Linked DNA regions of Homo sapiens: region 1 is linked to region 2. Evidence: chromatin loops called from intact Hi-C (ENCODE). Cell type or tissue: CD14-positive monocyte. All regions are shown on one strand.

Evidence for each region. Hi-C counts contacts between places; a loop is a spot of excess contacts. Peaks named below come from ENCODE experiments on the same cell type or tissue, not always from the same donor. Only the 100,000 strongest peaks of a DNase experiment are listed, where the experiment ranks them.
Region 1: a loop joins it to region 2, with 2.2 times the contacts of the local background. A loop is called at or near these places in 10 of 110 quality-filtered maps.

What each region holds. Positions count from the first base shown.
Region 1 is chr17:20,251,286-20,259,285 of GRCh38, forward strand. It overlaps SPECC1 (sperm antigen with calponin homology and coiled-coil domains 1), which reads left to right. Exons shown (of 15, transcript NM_001243439.2): 10 at 2,220-2,301; 11 at 6,166-6,322. Among named protein-coding and RNA genes, the nearest start is that of FAM106B, 160 kb to the right of the region's middle. In CD14-positive monocyte, no CTCF peak of the experiment used is centred here; no DNase peak of the experiment used is centred here; H3K27ac peaks cover 1,109 bases.
Region 2 is chr17:20,301,405-20,309,404 of GRCh38, forward strand. It overlaps SPECC1 (sperm antigen with calponin homology and coiled-coil domains 1), which reads left to right. Exons shown (of 15, transcript NM_001243439.2): 14 at 4,619-4,678. Among named protein-coding and RNA genes, the nearest start is that of FAM106B, 110 kb to the right of the region's middle. In CD14-positive monocyte, no CTCF peak of the experiment used is centred here; no DNase peak of the experiment used is centred here; H3K27ac peaks cover 635 bases.

The sequences.
Region 1 (8,000 bases), 50 kb before region 2:
TAAAGATTAATATCTTTCTTGATGGAAATTCTTAGAAAAGTAGGAATAGAAGGGAAAGTCTTTAATCTGATAAAGGGTCTGTATTATATATCTACAGCAAACATCATACTTAATGGTGAAATATCGGATGCTTTCCCACAGGATTGTGAATGGGATAGGAATGCCCCATATTGTCACTTTTGTTCAGCCAACTTCAAAAGCAAGATTTAAAACTACTTTTGAAAACTGTATACCACGACCATTATATTTTTGTGGGATGTGGATACATGGAATTGTGTTTAATATGCTATGAAGTAGAGCCTCTAAGAGAAAATAATGTTCTGGAAAGCCTCAGAATGGCCCTGCACAGGCAAATGTACCAGGTTGTTCATTGCAGCATTGTTCCTAATATCAATATCAACATGAATATCAATAGAGAATCAGTAAAATAAATTATGGTAATGAAAATAGCTAAGATCTACTGAATGCTTACTATCTGCTGGGCTGTGTTTTGATTGTTCTAACTGGATTTAACTCATTTAATCCTCCCATAACCCTTTGAGGTAAGTACGTTTAGTATCGTTGCCATTTTATAAATAAAGAAAATAAGGCACAGAAAATTAAGTAACCCAGAGTCTCACAGGTGGGTGGTGCCATCTGTCCCCAGAGCCACTTACTTGGCCTCTTGTGGCACTTCTCAGAGGAAGCTGCCAAGATGGTGGGTGATGGTGGGTATAGAATGACTTCTAAGATACAGTAAGTGAAAGAAGCAAAATGGTGTACAAAACAATATAATGCTATGATAACAGTTGTGTTTTTAGAAAAACAGAGGGTGTTTTTCAAGGTTTTTCCTTGAATAATATCATGCTTACTTGCATTCTGAAATGCTTTTTTAAATGGCAGTAAAAAAAATACACCATGAAATCTACTCTATTAACAAATTTTTAAGTATTGTTAACTAGAAGCACAATATTGTATGGCAGGTCTCTAGAAAAATTTTTTTTTAAATTTTTAATTTTATTTCAGATTCAGGGTGTACATGTACAGATTTGTTACATGGATATATTGTGGGATGCTGAGGTTTGGGGTATGATTGATCCCATCACCCAAGTAGTGAGCATAGTACCCAACAGGTTTTCAGTGCTTGCCTCCCCCTCCTCTAGCACTCCCCAGTGTCTCTTGTTGCCATCTTTCTGTCCTCTAGAACTTTGTTATCTTGCCTGACTGAAACTCTGTATCCACGGAACAATTCCCCACTTCCCCTCCCTGAGGCCTCTGGGAGCCACCACTCCACTGTCTGCTTCTGTGATTTTGACTACTTTAGATTCCTCACGTACATAGAGTTATGCCGCTCTTGTCCTTCAGTGACTGGTGTATTTGACTTAGCATAATGTCTCCAAAACTCATTTATGTTGTAGCATGGGACAGGATTTCCTTCTTTTTTAAGGCTGAATAATATTCCATTGTATATTCTATACCACATTTTCTTCGTCCATTCATCTGGTGGTGGACACTGGGGTTGCTTCCACGTCTTGGCTGTTGTGAATTATGCTGCAATGAGCAAGAGAGTGCAAGTATCTCTTTGAGATCCTGTTTTCAATTTTCTTGGATAAATACCTAGAAGTGGTGTTGCTGGATCATTTGGTAGTACTATTTCTAATTTTTTGAGGAACCTCCATACTGTTCTGCGTAATGGCTGCACCATTGTACATTCCCACTAACAGTACACAGGAGTTTCATTTTCTCTACCTCCTCACCAATACTTGTTCTTTTTCAGTTTTTTTTTTTTGATGATGGTCTTCCTAATAAATGTGAGGTGGCGTGTCACTGTGGTTTTGGTTTGCATTTCCCTGATGATTAGTGATGTTGAGCATCTTTTCATATACCTATTAACCATTAAAAATAGAATACTTATACACACATCCTTGAATATACATAGAACATTCCAGGAAAGATATTCACAAAGCCAATTAATAATGATTGCCCTTGGAGAGAAGAACTGGGAGATGGGAAGGAAAAGGAGACTTTCTCTTCATTATTTGCCCTTTTCATTGCTTTTGGGGATAGTGTCTATTGCATGTATTACCTATTCAAATAAATGAGTTAATTAAAAACTCCCCTGGTTATTCCACTGTGTTTAAGAACTGTTGCACACACACGCATGCACACACACACATCTGTGTTTGTGCTATTCTTGATGTTATGAGCTCACCGTGCTGGTGTCCCCCTGGTTTTTACAGAGGCATTCGACTTACAGCAGTGTGCGGCCAGCCAGCAGAGGGGTGACTCAACGCTTGGACCTTCCTGACCTTCCCCTCTCAGGTAAATTATGTCAACATAAAGAACTTTTGACTTATCTTTCCGTGCAGTTAACTTTTCTTCATTTCTCTGCATGAAACTGAGCTTAGAAAAATAATCAGTGGCATTTCTTGCAAGTGATTTCAACCCCGAATAATGTACATATCATGAATGTTAGATGCAGCAGTGCAGCTGACAAAAGGAAAAAGTGTCTCCTGCCAGCTGCACTTCTCAGTGCCCTTGTGCTGGGGAGACAGGCCCAATTTTTTTTTTCTTTTCCTTTTTTCAGAGACATGGTCTTGCTTTGTTTCCCAGGCTGGTCTCAAACTCCTGGTCTCAAGTGATCCTCCTGCCTCGGCCTCCCACAGTGCTGGGATTATAGGTGTGAGCCACTGTGCCTGGCATATTGTTTTTTAACTGAACCTCAAGAGCATATTTTCTAATCTTTAAAAAGTAACTAAGGGAAAAAATCTTACCTGATTTTGAATTTGTCTGCTACTTCTGCAATTCTTAAAATTTGCCCCTTTAAAGGTATTTGTCTTTTGGTGCAGTCCTCTTCCTGTTGTTACACCGTGTGTGTGTGTGTGTGTGTGTGTGTGTGTGTGTGTGTGTGTATTTGTTTTTTGTTTTAACTCCAATCCTGGTTGTAAAGTGGAGGTTGCATTCAGCAGTCCCAGCAGTCCCCATCCATCACATTTGCGTGGCGTCATATTTCCTGTGTCACAGGCTGATGTGAAGCAGCCCTCAAGAAGGGACACGTGGGCTTGAGTCTCAGTACTGCTGCTCAGCCTGGCTTTGGCCCCATCACCCCACTTCTCTGTGCTTTAGTCTCCTCATCTCTAAAACGGAAATAATCCGGTCCACTTCCTAGGATTGTATCAAGGATTGAGTTAGCACATTAAAGCGCCTTGAACATGCTGGGTGTGTGGCAAGCACTGTGGAAGTGTTTACTGTGCACATCTCACCTGCTGTTCTCTGCTGACCCAGTTCGCCTGCCCAGAACTAAAGGGACAACAGTGCTCAAGCCTAGTGGGAAGTTAAGGTTGTCCAGAATACGGGGCTTAGAACCTATGTATGTGTCTATGTGGTGACTGTTAGGAAATAAAAAAGGCAAAAAGAACACTGAATGGACTGTTTACTGGTCCCTGTAGAAGGGATAGAAAGCCAAAAGTCTGGGTCACATGGACAGAAATCCTTTTGTTTCTAAGCATAAAATAAAATTTCTACAGCTGTACTTCCTTTAGATCTTGGTCAAACACAATCAGGCTTGTTCTTAAAATAGTTGTTTCTATGAGGGAACTTTCCCCTCTGAATCTTCTTTGCTTTTTCATGGAATTAAATAAGGATTTTAGAGTTGGGTAAACACTGACAATTGAGAATTTGAAGATGATCTGAGCCCATTCCTCGAGTTTTACATGGGAGAGATTCAAGCCCTACAGAAATTGAGTGACTTATAAAGGCTACAGCGATTTTGGATGGCTGTGGGGCCAGGAAGTCTCCTGATTCTTTCTACCATGTGCCTCTTGGTGCTGAGGCTGGTGATTGCTCGAGTAATAGCTTTCTAAAGTGGTGAAAGTTTACGTGGGACTCCAAGTCATGATAGTGACTTCCCAGCAGAAGGAAATGAAGACCAAAGGCCAGTGTAAAGTCAAGAGTGTAAGAACAAACAGAGTTCAGTGGAGGTAGAGAAATGAGAGAGTACGTGCTCCAGGAGACCAGGCCTGAGTGTCCCATACTAGGAGGGGAGTGGAGGAGACCAGAGCACAGCAGGAAGCCCACTTGGCTCACCATCTCCGTGCTTGCTGTGTAGCACAAAAGAGGGAATAATTTGATGACACGCATAGTGCTAGGTGTGGGGTTTTTGAAAAATTGTGGTAAAAGACACATAATATAAAATTTACCTTATCAACCATTTTTAAGTGAACTAGGTAAGCCTTTGGTAGATAATATTTGTTCTTCTCTCTGTTCCACTAGCCTTAAAGTTTTCTATTGTGTAGAGACACCATTCTTTCTGGTTTTCTTTGAGAGAGAGTCTTGCTGTCACACAGGCAGGAGTGCAGTGGCATTATCATAGCTCACTACAGCCTCAAACATCTGGCCTCAAATGATCCTCCTGCTTCAGCCTTCAAGTGGCTGGGACTAGAGGTGCATGTCACCATGCCTGGCTAATTACAAAAATTTTGTGGGGGGATAGAGACAGGGTCTCACTAAGTTGCCCAGGCTGGTCTTGAACTCCTGGCCTCAAGCAATCCTCTTGCCTTGGCCTCCCAAAGCGCTGGGATTACAGTTATGAGCCATCATGCCTGGCCAAGAAACCATTCTTTTTTTTTTTTGAGATGCAGTCTTGCTCTGTCACCCAGGCTGGAGTGCAGTGGCGTGAGCTCGGCTCACTGCAATCTCTGCCTCCCAGGTTCACACCATTCTCCTGCCTCAGCCTCCCGAGTAGCTGGGACTACAGGCGCCTGCCACCATGCCCGGCTAATTTTTTGTATTTTTAGTAGAGATGGGGTTTCACCGTGTTAGCCAGGATGGTCTCGATCTCCTGACCTCGTAATCCACCCACCTCGGCCTCCCAAAGTGCTGGGATTACAGGCATGAGCCACTGCACCCGGCCAAAACCATTCTTTTAGTTGACACGGTACATACTGAACTTGAGACCACAATAGCTTATTGCTCTGCAGTTAATATCTCATTGACAGCCCTCCCTACTTAGCCCCCACCAGGCACCTGTCTGCTTGGATGATTATATTTACTGTTATTACAGCAAAGGATTACAGTGACAATTACTTGCTTCTAGCAATCCCCAGGAATTGCTTGTCAACACTGAGGTCATTGGAAGCTGCAGAAACCAAAGATTAATGTGCTGTTCTTGTTGTTCCCTTGGATGTAAATACTGTTTTTCTCTGCTATTTAGAGCTGACTAGCCTCACTCCCAACTTTACTGCCCCTAATTGGTGGCAGTGAGCTGTGGAAGGATTACTTTCTTCTGTGACTATTCACAGGTCATGGGCGGCAACTGTGGGCTCATCCTGGTCCCTGGTCTGCTCTGTAGCTTAGAACAAGGCACTTAGTTCTCTGAGCTCCAGTTTCCTCTATAAATATAAACTAGACAGTCTCGAAAGATGTCTCCTGTTCCGCACTTTTATGGTCCTTTGAGAAATATAGTCTGGCTAGACATGGTGGTGCACTTTCCTGTAGTCCCAGCTACTTGGGAGGCTGAGACAGAGGATCATTAGGAGGTCAAGTCCAAATCCAGCCTGGGCAACACGGCAAGACCCTGTCTCTAGAAGAGAAAAAGAAAAACAAGTATCATCTGGAGGATTCAGTTCATTTCATTACCTGTTTTTTGACTCAGACTAATATGACAGCAGAAAGGAGCCTTGAAAGAGTGATTCCTACTTCTTGTTTAGCAAGCCAGGCCCTATGGCTAGAATGGCCTTTTCTCTTGTCAAGTAGTTCTTCTTGGTTCCCAGCTTCTTGTTTATTGCTGCCTGTGGTCTGATCATCACTTGAGGCATTTTCCTGCCACTCTCTCTCAGATGTCTGTCAGTTAAAACAAAAGATACTACCTGGGGACAGGGCTGGCTTCGTTGGCACTTGCACAAGGCCCTTAGAAGGACACATGCTTGGTGTAATGCTCTGATGACATCATCTTGAAATTCACAGTGATTTTTGAGCAGGAGGTTGATTTGGTGCTAGATGCTGTAAATGATGTAGTGGTCCTGCCTGTAGAATCCACATCCCTATTGCATTTTTATTACTTCAGAAACTATATATATGTTTGCACTTGAGGATAAAATGAGAACTGTATTGTATTTGAGAATGAAGTATGATGGCAGTCAAGAGCTGCTTCTTTGGGAATGAGTGATTATGTGGTTGTTCCCACAGATATTCTAAAGGGAAGGACTGAGACCCTGAAGCCAGACCCCCACCTCCGCAAGAGTCCCTCACTAGAGTCACTGAGCAGACCCCCGTCTCTGGGCTTTGGGGACACAAGACTGCTGAGTGCTTCCACCCGGGCATGGAAACCACAAAGCAAACTCAGGTATCGTGTTTCAAACAATAAGAAATCAGAAAAACATCGGGCTAATCACCTTTTATTCTTCCTTCCGTTTTGTCCCCGTGGCCAATTTACTTCTACAAATATTTCCTGCATGAAAATGACTAAGACACTGTGCCTGCCCTTGGTGAGTCTAAAAGGATGACAGTGGATAGTAGTAGTGCGCAAAATGGAATTAAGGGCTGTAAAAAACAATACTGCATAAGCAAAGTCTTGAGAGGTTGTTAGTTGGATCAAGAAGTCTAGAGAGAAGTGGTGTTTCTGCCAAGGGCTCTAAAGGTACCATTACAAGCACGCTGTGGAATAGTGATCAGGGAATGTGGGTGGTGTCATGTGTCTGAACTAGTCTGTGGGCTTCCTGAGAGCCGGGACTCTGCTGTACATATGCATAACAAGCTCTCTGTCAGTATTTGTTGGGTGGATGGATAAGTGACTAGGACATTCCATCTGGAGGGCATATTGTAAGTAGTCTTCATTGCTAAGGAAGAGGTTTGTGCATTATTTTGGTAAAGCACTGGAGTACCACCAAGTTTGTGGGATTTTGTTTCGGATTTTGAGGTTGTACAGTGAGATTGGACCTGCATTTTAAGGAGGATTCATCAGAAAACAGTGGTATATAAGGATTGAAGAGGCATTTTGAAATCAGTGTTTAAGAAGGACTGTCACAGGGATGTAAAGGAATGGTTGGCAGAGGGAGAGGATGGCAAGACCAGCAGGGTGGTCACTAAGAGCTTGTCTTTGTTCCCACACCTCTGTCACCTCCTCCCTTTCCAGTGCCCCTGGTCGCCCAGGCCACAGCAAACCTCTTTCAGCTGCTTCCTCTCCCCTTGTGACTTCCCTGCTTCTCTGTGTTGGTTAATTTTCTGATGCACTGAGCACATCCTGCTGCAGACCTTGCAGAAATCTCACATGACTCTGTCATCTGCACTCCTCATCCTGGTCTTCTAGATGCCCCACAACTTAGCACCACCCCACCCACCTGCCAGAATGGCCCTGTTCCTCCCTCCACCTGAGCCTGTTTTAGTTTCTGCCTTTGTAATAGAACATGACCATGTCTGATTGCAAGTCTTTATGTATAAGGTTCTAGCCTGAATCGTTTTTCTTTTCTCCTTTCATACTCCAAATACTGCTTCTCCTTCAAGGTCAAACCTTTCATGAAGTTGTACCTAACACCTGGCACATTGACATATCCCTTCTCTGACTTTGGCGTCTTACACTTTTTTGGGTGTTTAGTTTTTGTACTGCTTTGTAGTGTGGAACACTGTTGCACAGTACATGCCATTGTCTCCATTTATGCTATAATTTAGTTGACAGTAAAAGTTCAACTTACATTTTGGTATCTCTTCCAGCCCCTTGCATTGTGCAACACACATAGCATTTCACTTAGTAAAACTTACGAGTGAGTAGATGGATTAATATACAAAATTGGCTAGTTTAGGAGTAATAGCTTTTTAATAAATCTTATAATCACAAATATGGGTATTATAGAAGGATTTATAAAAGTCTGAATAAATTCAGGTCTTGTTACACCTTTGGGTACAGCATATATTTGGACCCAAATAGATGAAGTCATGTGTTTCAGAAGTTTAATGTAAAGCCCCAGATACTACATATTGTCCTGTTTATGTGCAAGAGATTTAAATAATCAAAAGAGGTTTTAAGG
Region 2 (8,000 bases):
GGGCATTTTTTTTTTTTTTTAATTTACACTTACATCAGAAAGGGCACCAAGAGAAGCCTTTAATGTTTGTAAAACTATTAAAATCAAAATCTAAAAAGTATGTGATAGAGTTGTTGATAGCCCAGAATGTATAGAAATTATGAGGTGTCCCCACCTGGATGGAAGCAATTAAACTATGTCTGACATTGGTATTAAGTAGAGAATTTCTGATAAAAACTAACAAGCATGTCTTCTATGATAGTAAAGAGATATATGATCACAGGGTGCGATTTACAGTCCATGAAAGATTTTGTCATTTTGTTGTTGTTGTTGCTGTTTTGAGACAGAGTCTCACTCTGTCACCCAGGCTGGAGCGCAGTGGTACCATCTCAGCTCACTGCAACCTCCGCCTCCCAAGTCCAAGCGATTCTCCTGCCTCAACCTCTCGAGTAGCTGTGACTACAGGCACACGGCACTACACCTGGCTAGTTTTTATATTTTTAGTAGAGATGGGGTTTCATCATGTTGGTCAGGCTGGTCTCAAACTCCTGACTTTAGGTGATCCACCCGCTTGGGCCTCCCAATAGTTCTGGGATTACAGTGGTGAATCACTGTGCCCAGCCATTTTTGTTTTTATTGTTTTCAGTAAAAAGATAGGGCATTCACTTGTCCGCCTTTGCAACTCTCTGCTTAGTCCAGACGGACTCAGGTAGTGGACTGGACCTTGCTTATGTCAGTATCTGAAATGAATGAAGTGTGACCCTGAGAGGGGGAACTCTAGGATTGGCATCTTTCTCCCGTCGGTTTTGAGTGTGAGGCCCAACGGGCCCAACCCCTCAATCCCTGCTGGTGACTAAGAGTTTTGCCACAGGTTGGGCACTTAGGCTGTCCTGGAACTGGAAGGTCCCAGGCCTGCACCATCATCCCCCGACCAGGGCAGACTGAAGCAGTGATGGCGTCACCCTGCCCGGCTCCTGTGGGCTGAGCTGCATCTGAAGCTTACAGCCCGTGGGGGAAGTGAGGCCCTTCGGAGCTGCTGCTTGTCTGTGGCTTCTGCCTCCCAGGTGGCCTCTGCACAGTGGTGGTGACAGTGATCAAATGAAAGAGCATTGGGATAATAACACTTGGTCACAGATGTTCTGCTGCTGCAAAAATGAATAAAAGTTACTGTTGTGAATAAAAAACCACCCCCTCTCTGTATTCTATGTCACCCTGTATACTATTTCAGGGTATTTTGAGACAGTTTTTCATCAAGGGATCCTCCCACCTCAGGCTTCAGAGTAGCTGGGATTACAGGCATGTTGCCACCACGTCTTGCTCCGCTTGTGTTTTCACAACAGATACTGAACATAGAAGAAACAGCATGCAGCACACTGTGAAAACACAGCGGTGCCAGGCGTTGTGGCAACATGCCTGTAATCCCAGCTACTCCAGAGCCTGAGGCTGGGGGATCCCTTGAGCCCAGGATTTTGAGGCTGCAGTAGTGAGCCCATCTAAAAAAAAAAAAAAAAAAAAAAAAAGAGGAAAGAAAACAAGTGGTTTCATTAGAATCAAACTAGAAGGTTTTTGCATAAAACGTTGAGTTTAAAAATGCTTTCTCGTTAGACCTTACTAGTAATCAATACAAATTAAAACAATAAAATATTTTTAGCCTGATACATTTGGCAGAGACAGTACAGGAAAATAGCCACTTATACACTATTGCTGGAGCCAAAAATTGGGGTAACGCTCTAGAAAGCAATGTTTGGCATTACATATTAAAAGCCATAAAATATTTGACTTCTGGAATAATGGTGGCCTAAAAACTGGCTAAAAACCAAAAGGACTGAAGTAAACACAAAGACCTCAATAGCACCAAAATAGGAGATTGCTGCCATTAATTTGGGCTAAATGGAAGGAAGCCAGGAGTTCACAGCTCCCCTCTCAGCAGAACAGAGTAGTGTTAGGGTAACAAGTGTGCAGTTTCCAGCCCATGCCCGCTCCTTTCCTTTAATTTCAAGGAAGGGGCATGGCAGCTTGGGCAGGATCACCACAGATCAACAGCTTTCCAAGGCATGGGCCACAGACTGGAAGAAAATGTGGTGGCTACATCTTTCTGTTTTTTTGGTGACCTGGTGCCTAGAGTTTGCTTCAGTGTCAGGGAAAACCCGTCGCTTCAGGCTCTAGATGTTCAAGCAAGGGTAGAGAGTGAGAGCCGTGGGGGAAATGGAAAAGGGTATAAAATGATGTATGAAATCTAAAATACATAATTATGTATAAAATCTAAACATACAAAATTAAGAAATTTGGACAGGTGCTGTGGCTCACGTCTGTAATCCCAGCAGTTCGGAAGACTTTGACAGGCGGATCACCTGAGGTCAGGAGTTCAAGACCAGCCTGGCCAATGTGGTGAAAACCTGTCTCTACTAAAAATACAAAAATTAGCCAGGCGTGGTAGTGGGCGCGTGTAGTCCCAGCTACTAGGGAGGCTGAGGCAAGGGAACTGGTTGAACCCAAGAGGCAGAGGTGGCAGTGAGCCGAGATCGTGCCACTGCACTCCAGCCTGGGTGACACAGCGAGACTCCATCTCAAAAAAAAAATTAAGAAATTCTACTGAGGAACATAATGGCCAGGTGCCATAGCTCACACCTGTAATCCCAGCACTTTGGGAGGCTGAGGTAGGCAGATCGCTTGAGCCCAGGAGTTCGAAACTAGCCTGGTCAACATGACGAAACCCCTTCTCTACTAAAAATACAAAAAAAAAAAAAAAAAAAAAAAAAAGCCAGGTGTGGTGGTGCATGTCTATAATCTCAGCTACTGAGGTAACTGAGAAACGAGAATCACTTGGACCTGGGAGGCAGAGGTTGCAGTGAGCTGAGCTCAAGCCACTACACTCCAGCCTGGGTGACAGGGCGAGATTCCATCTCAAAAAAAGGAAATTTCACTGAGGAACTTAAAACTGAATATGTAGAGAAACATTTATATCTCAATTATACTTAATATAACAATTTAATTTTAATATAATCCTAATAATTTTGAAATGAATTTTGGAATGGGAGAAGCATGAACAAATGATTCTTAGGTTCATCTAGATGAACAAACATCAGAGAATAGCCAGGAAGAGTCCCCAAAAGAAGCCACACACTAGGGCTGAATGATTGTGGAGCACTACCATTAACATTCTAAGGGGAAATTATTTTCAGCCTCAGATTCCCTGTCCAGCCAGCCTGTTAACTGAACGTGATGGTAGAAAGGAGAAATTTTCATACATCCAGAAAATGTGTCTCCCCATATTCTTTCTTAAGAAGGAACCTAGGCAATAGAATGGGGGTAAAATCCAAAAATCAGTGAGGTTCTGGAGGGCTTGGGGCTGTAGGGTTTCATAGAATGATGAGATGATTAAGAGCTCGAGGCTGTGATAAAGGAGAAGATGAGAAACTGTGCGAGGAAGCCAGGGTCCAACTATGAGGCAGGCCCTCTGTGTCAGAATAGAATGGCGGCAGCCACAAGGAGAATGTTAGGACTTAAAAGCAACAGTCAGAATGGGCAAGAGGCCAGATGAGAAGGAGGCACAAAGCCCCCCTCCCAGTAAGGAAAACCCCAAACAAGCAGAAACTGTAGGAAAAAAACAAACTTTTGAAGAAAGGCAGGGTCCAAATCTGGGGCACACTAAAATGTGGGGTGATTTTGGGCGACTGGTAGAGTAACAGAGGAACTCCTTTAAATGATGCTTTGAGTGGCTCAGGTCATGATGGTGGAGCTGTAGAGGACACGTGCCCACAGCTGGCTTCTGTGATGCCGCTTGTGGTTTTCAGCTTCCAGAATCATTCTAGTCAGAGAGCGCCGAGGACTTAAATGTGCTTCCAGGGAAGGAAGCAAAGGTTCTCAGCTGTGACAATGTACAACTTGACCAGGTGGAGGGAAGAAAGGGTAATTTACTCCTGACATACAAAGTAGAGTCAGGAAGTGTTGTCCATACCCAGTGGGACAAAAAATAGAAGTTCAAGGATATTATTTAAGGTCACAAACATAGCTAATATTAATACGGGCACTAAAATTAGCTATGTGTCTATAGTGTAAGGAGGAGGCAGATGCATGGTGCCTGAGTCCTCATATGTCCTGGAGGAAGTCAGTAGAAAATGCCTTCATTTTAGAAATCAAGTAGTAGTCGTATTAGCATATTACAGAGATACGGAAATAATCCATAACTAAACAGAAATTGAAAGGTAGTTCTCTGAAGGACCAGGATTGAAGGAAGGAACAGGTTTTCATTTGATTTAAATACAATCTATATATACTATAATATATGCATTTATTACTTTGATAATTTTTTTGATATAGCATCATGATTAAGCAACTTTGTTATGCAACAGAATGTTTATGCCATAAATCTTGCAAAGTATGAATTACCTAAATCTTGACAAAGGTAAACAAAAATTTATCTTTGATAGGTGTCAATCAGTAATGTTAGTTTTGGTGCAGTTGCAACCTGTTGATTTTTTTTTTTCTTAAACTGAGATCAAATATTGTACACTTGACTTACTATTCTTCGCTTTATAATAGTGAATAATCTATATGGGAATATCAGTTGATATTCTTTCCTGGCAAAAGCTATATATTTTAAATTACTGATTCCAGTCTCTTTGTCTTTTTAACTTAGAAGAGGAATCTCTTGTTGGCATTTGAAGCGGCTGAAAGTGTAGGCATCAAACCCAGCCTGGTACGTATCCTATTTTGTATCCTTGTGATACTTTAATTGTATGAGAAATGACTTTATGCCATCTGATAAACAGTTTCTCGTAGAACATTGACATCTGTTTGCCGAAAGTCTGTTGCTCTCAATACCTAATATAGAGTTATCCAGTTGATATAATCACATATCAACATATGATTTAGAGATTTTCAATCGCATAAGATTTCATATGGACAAATTTCAGTTCTGGAAACACAGTGGACTGAATTATTATTAGAGCCCTCTTGTTCAGAACACCTAGAAATCTGAATAAAATGCTATGTTAAAAAATATCAACACATAGCTAAGCTCTTAATAAAGAATGGGAAATACCCAGATGCCAGAAATGTAAAACAAAGCAGAAACCAGGCACAACTGAGCCTGCAAAACTCGGCAGGGGTGGGTGGGGGATGGTGGGCCAAGCAAGCAGCAAGCCTGCATAAAGCCAAGGCTCACAACATGCTGATCTTCTTAGTGAAAGCAGAAATCTCTAAAACTCCACCAGCCAGCCCAGGGAGGTGATAAGGAAGCTGGTTTCCACCTGGGATTGTGTGCGCACGTGCGCGCAGAGAGAGGAAAAGGAGAGAGAGAAAAGAGAGAGAGTCTCTTGCAAGGAAAGGAAACAGGGCCAGATGAGGTTTAGAGTCCAAATTTATAATATCTGTGCTGCATGAAGCCCTTAGTATACTCTTAGATGCAGGAAGCCCCTGGGCTGATACTACAATGGCTGCTAAAAAGTAACAGAACACTTGAGAAAATGATCTACTTGAGCTAGTCAGCAGATATAGCAAACAAAAGGATTATCTACCAGAACTTGAGATGATAAATAAGAGACTACCAAAAGACTATTTAAACATGAAAGAGATAAAAGGAGGAATAGAAACCACAAGGAAAGAATGATTCTATTTAAAAAAGAGATTTGTAAAAAGAATCTAACACTTCTAGAAATGAAAAATTGGAATTAAGACCACAATATGTGTTGCCAAACTCATTAGATACAGCAGAAGAGAGAAATACTAAATTGGAAAATAAATACAGGGAGATCACCCAAAATATAAAAGAGACATTAAAAAATATAAAATATAATGGTAAGGTTGAATTAGTATGTGTTCAGCTTCAAGAAATGGAAAACCCAACCAGCAGTTGCTTAAACCATAAAAATGTTAATTTTCTTAACAATAGTAGTTTTAGAACTGGTTCACCACTCAGTATTGTAATCAAAGCCCCAGAGTGTCTCCTCTCCATTCTCACCATCTTTAATCTGTTCCTTTTGTCCCCATGCTTGTTCTTTGTGGTTGAAGGTGGCTGCCAAACTTCAGACATCACTTCCACCTACAGGGCAGGAAGAAGGGGAAGAGAGAGAGCAAGTGCCTCCTATCTTTCCCTTTAAAGAATGAAAGTGAAAGGCTCCCTGGGTTTCTCCAGCTCATTGGCAGTACTCTGTTACATGGTCCCCAGCTGCAAGGGCATTTGAGGAAGTGAGCATATGAACAGTTTTCAGTTTCTTTAGTGGGAAGCCTGCGAGGGAGAGAGCTTGGGAATGACTGTTGGGCTATCTAAATAATAGTGTCTGTCTCAGAGTTTAAGAGACAGGGACAAAAAAAATCAGACAATGGCCATGTCCCATGCCCAGAGGGAATTCCAGATGAAAAGGATAGAAAGAATGGAATGGAGACAGTATTTGAAGATATGATGCCTGAAAATTTTCCAGAATGATGAAAGGATAATGAAAGAGTCCACAGATTCTTTATTTATCTCAAGCAGGATGAATAAAACAAAATATCCATCTAGACATATTGTAATGAAACTACAGAAAAAGCAAAGACAGATAATCTATTAAAAATTTCTGCTCACCAGTAATAAAAATACAACCTAGTAGGAAATTATCAAAGACTAGAAGAGAAAATTCACAGATGATGATGATGAATGGTCAATGAGGATTTTTAAAGATGTTCAATCTCATTAGGGATTGGGAAAATCTAAGTTGAAATAAAAATGAGATAACAATTCCAGCTGGGTGCAGTGGCCCACACCTGTAATCCCAGCACTTTGGGAGGCTGAGGTGGGTGGATCACCTGAGGTCAGGAGTTTGAGACCAGCCTGGCCAACATTGTGAAAGCCCGTACCTACTAAAGATACACAAAATTGGCCAGGTGTGGTGGCGGGCACCTGTAATCCCAGCTACTCGGGAGGCTGAGGCAGGAGAATTGCTTGAACCCAGGAGGCAGAGGTTGCAGTGAGCCAAGATTGCACCATTGCACTCCAGCCTGGGTGACAAGAGCGAAACTCCATCTCAAAAAAAAAAAAAAAAAAAAAATTCCATAACCCTCAAAGCATGTGGGGAATCTGAGAAATGAAAAAGTGAATGTACATCTATTGTGAAATCTTACCACCATGAACAGTGCTATGCCAGTGTAATTTTGAAACAGAATGGACAGTTTTCTAGAAAAATACAAGTATGTTTCTTCAAATATTAAATGTAAATATTCCTATGAAACTTAAGAAGACATAAAACTTTAACCATTGAAGAGGTTGAATTTATGCTTTAAAATGTAGTCACACACACAAAGAAAAAATATCCCCATCAGCCCAGATTTTGCTAAATCTTTAAGACGCAGATATCCCTATTGTGTATTTACAAGTCTGGGAAATTTAAAAAGGTGTGAGGAAACTTACACATCTGACCAGGGTGGAGTAGCAGGGATCTCCCTTCAGAAACAACAAAACTAAGGAGTACCAACAGAGAGATCAGGTAAGGATAAAGATACAATGAGACCTTGTTGGAAGATTATATTTTACACAGAATACATTTTTCTTTGTAGTGTTGTAATTAATATTTACTTCTGTTTAAATATAATATCTTTTTCTTAATTTTCATCTAATGTGCTATAGAAGTTAGTGAGCTGGGAAGTGAATGAGGTCATTTTGTTGTCCTAATTGTCAGAGCCAGGGGTTTCATTGGTGTGGATGGTCTGTGAGGAGCTGCTGACACACATGATAATTAATCTCAAAGGCACTTAGGAGTGTTTGTGAGCACTTTCCCGGCTTTTTCCACCAACAAAATAGAAATTTCCTACATTCTTAAATTTGCTTTTCAGTACCTTGATGTGGATTGGAAAATCCAGTATGTTGAATTACACATGACACTTTAAAACTACACCCAGTCAGAAGTGACAGCAGTAATCCCCAAATCTTCAGTCAAGTTCTGTTGTTAGATTATGCCAGGAAAATTGTCTTATATGTTTATATTCAAGTAAATATAAGTTTCTGGGGTATAACATATTAGGATGAGATCTTTATTTTTATAATT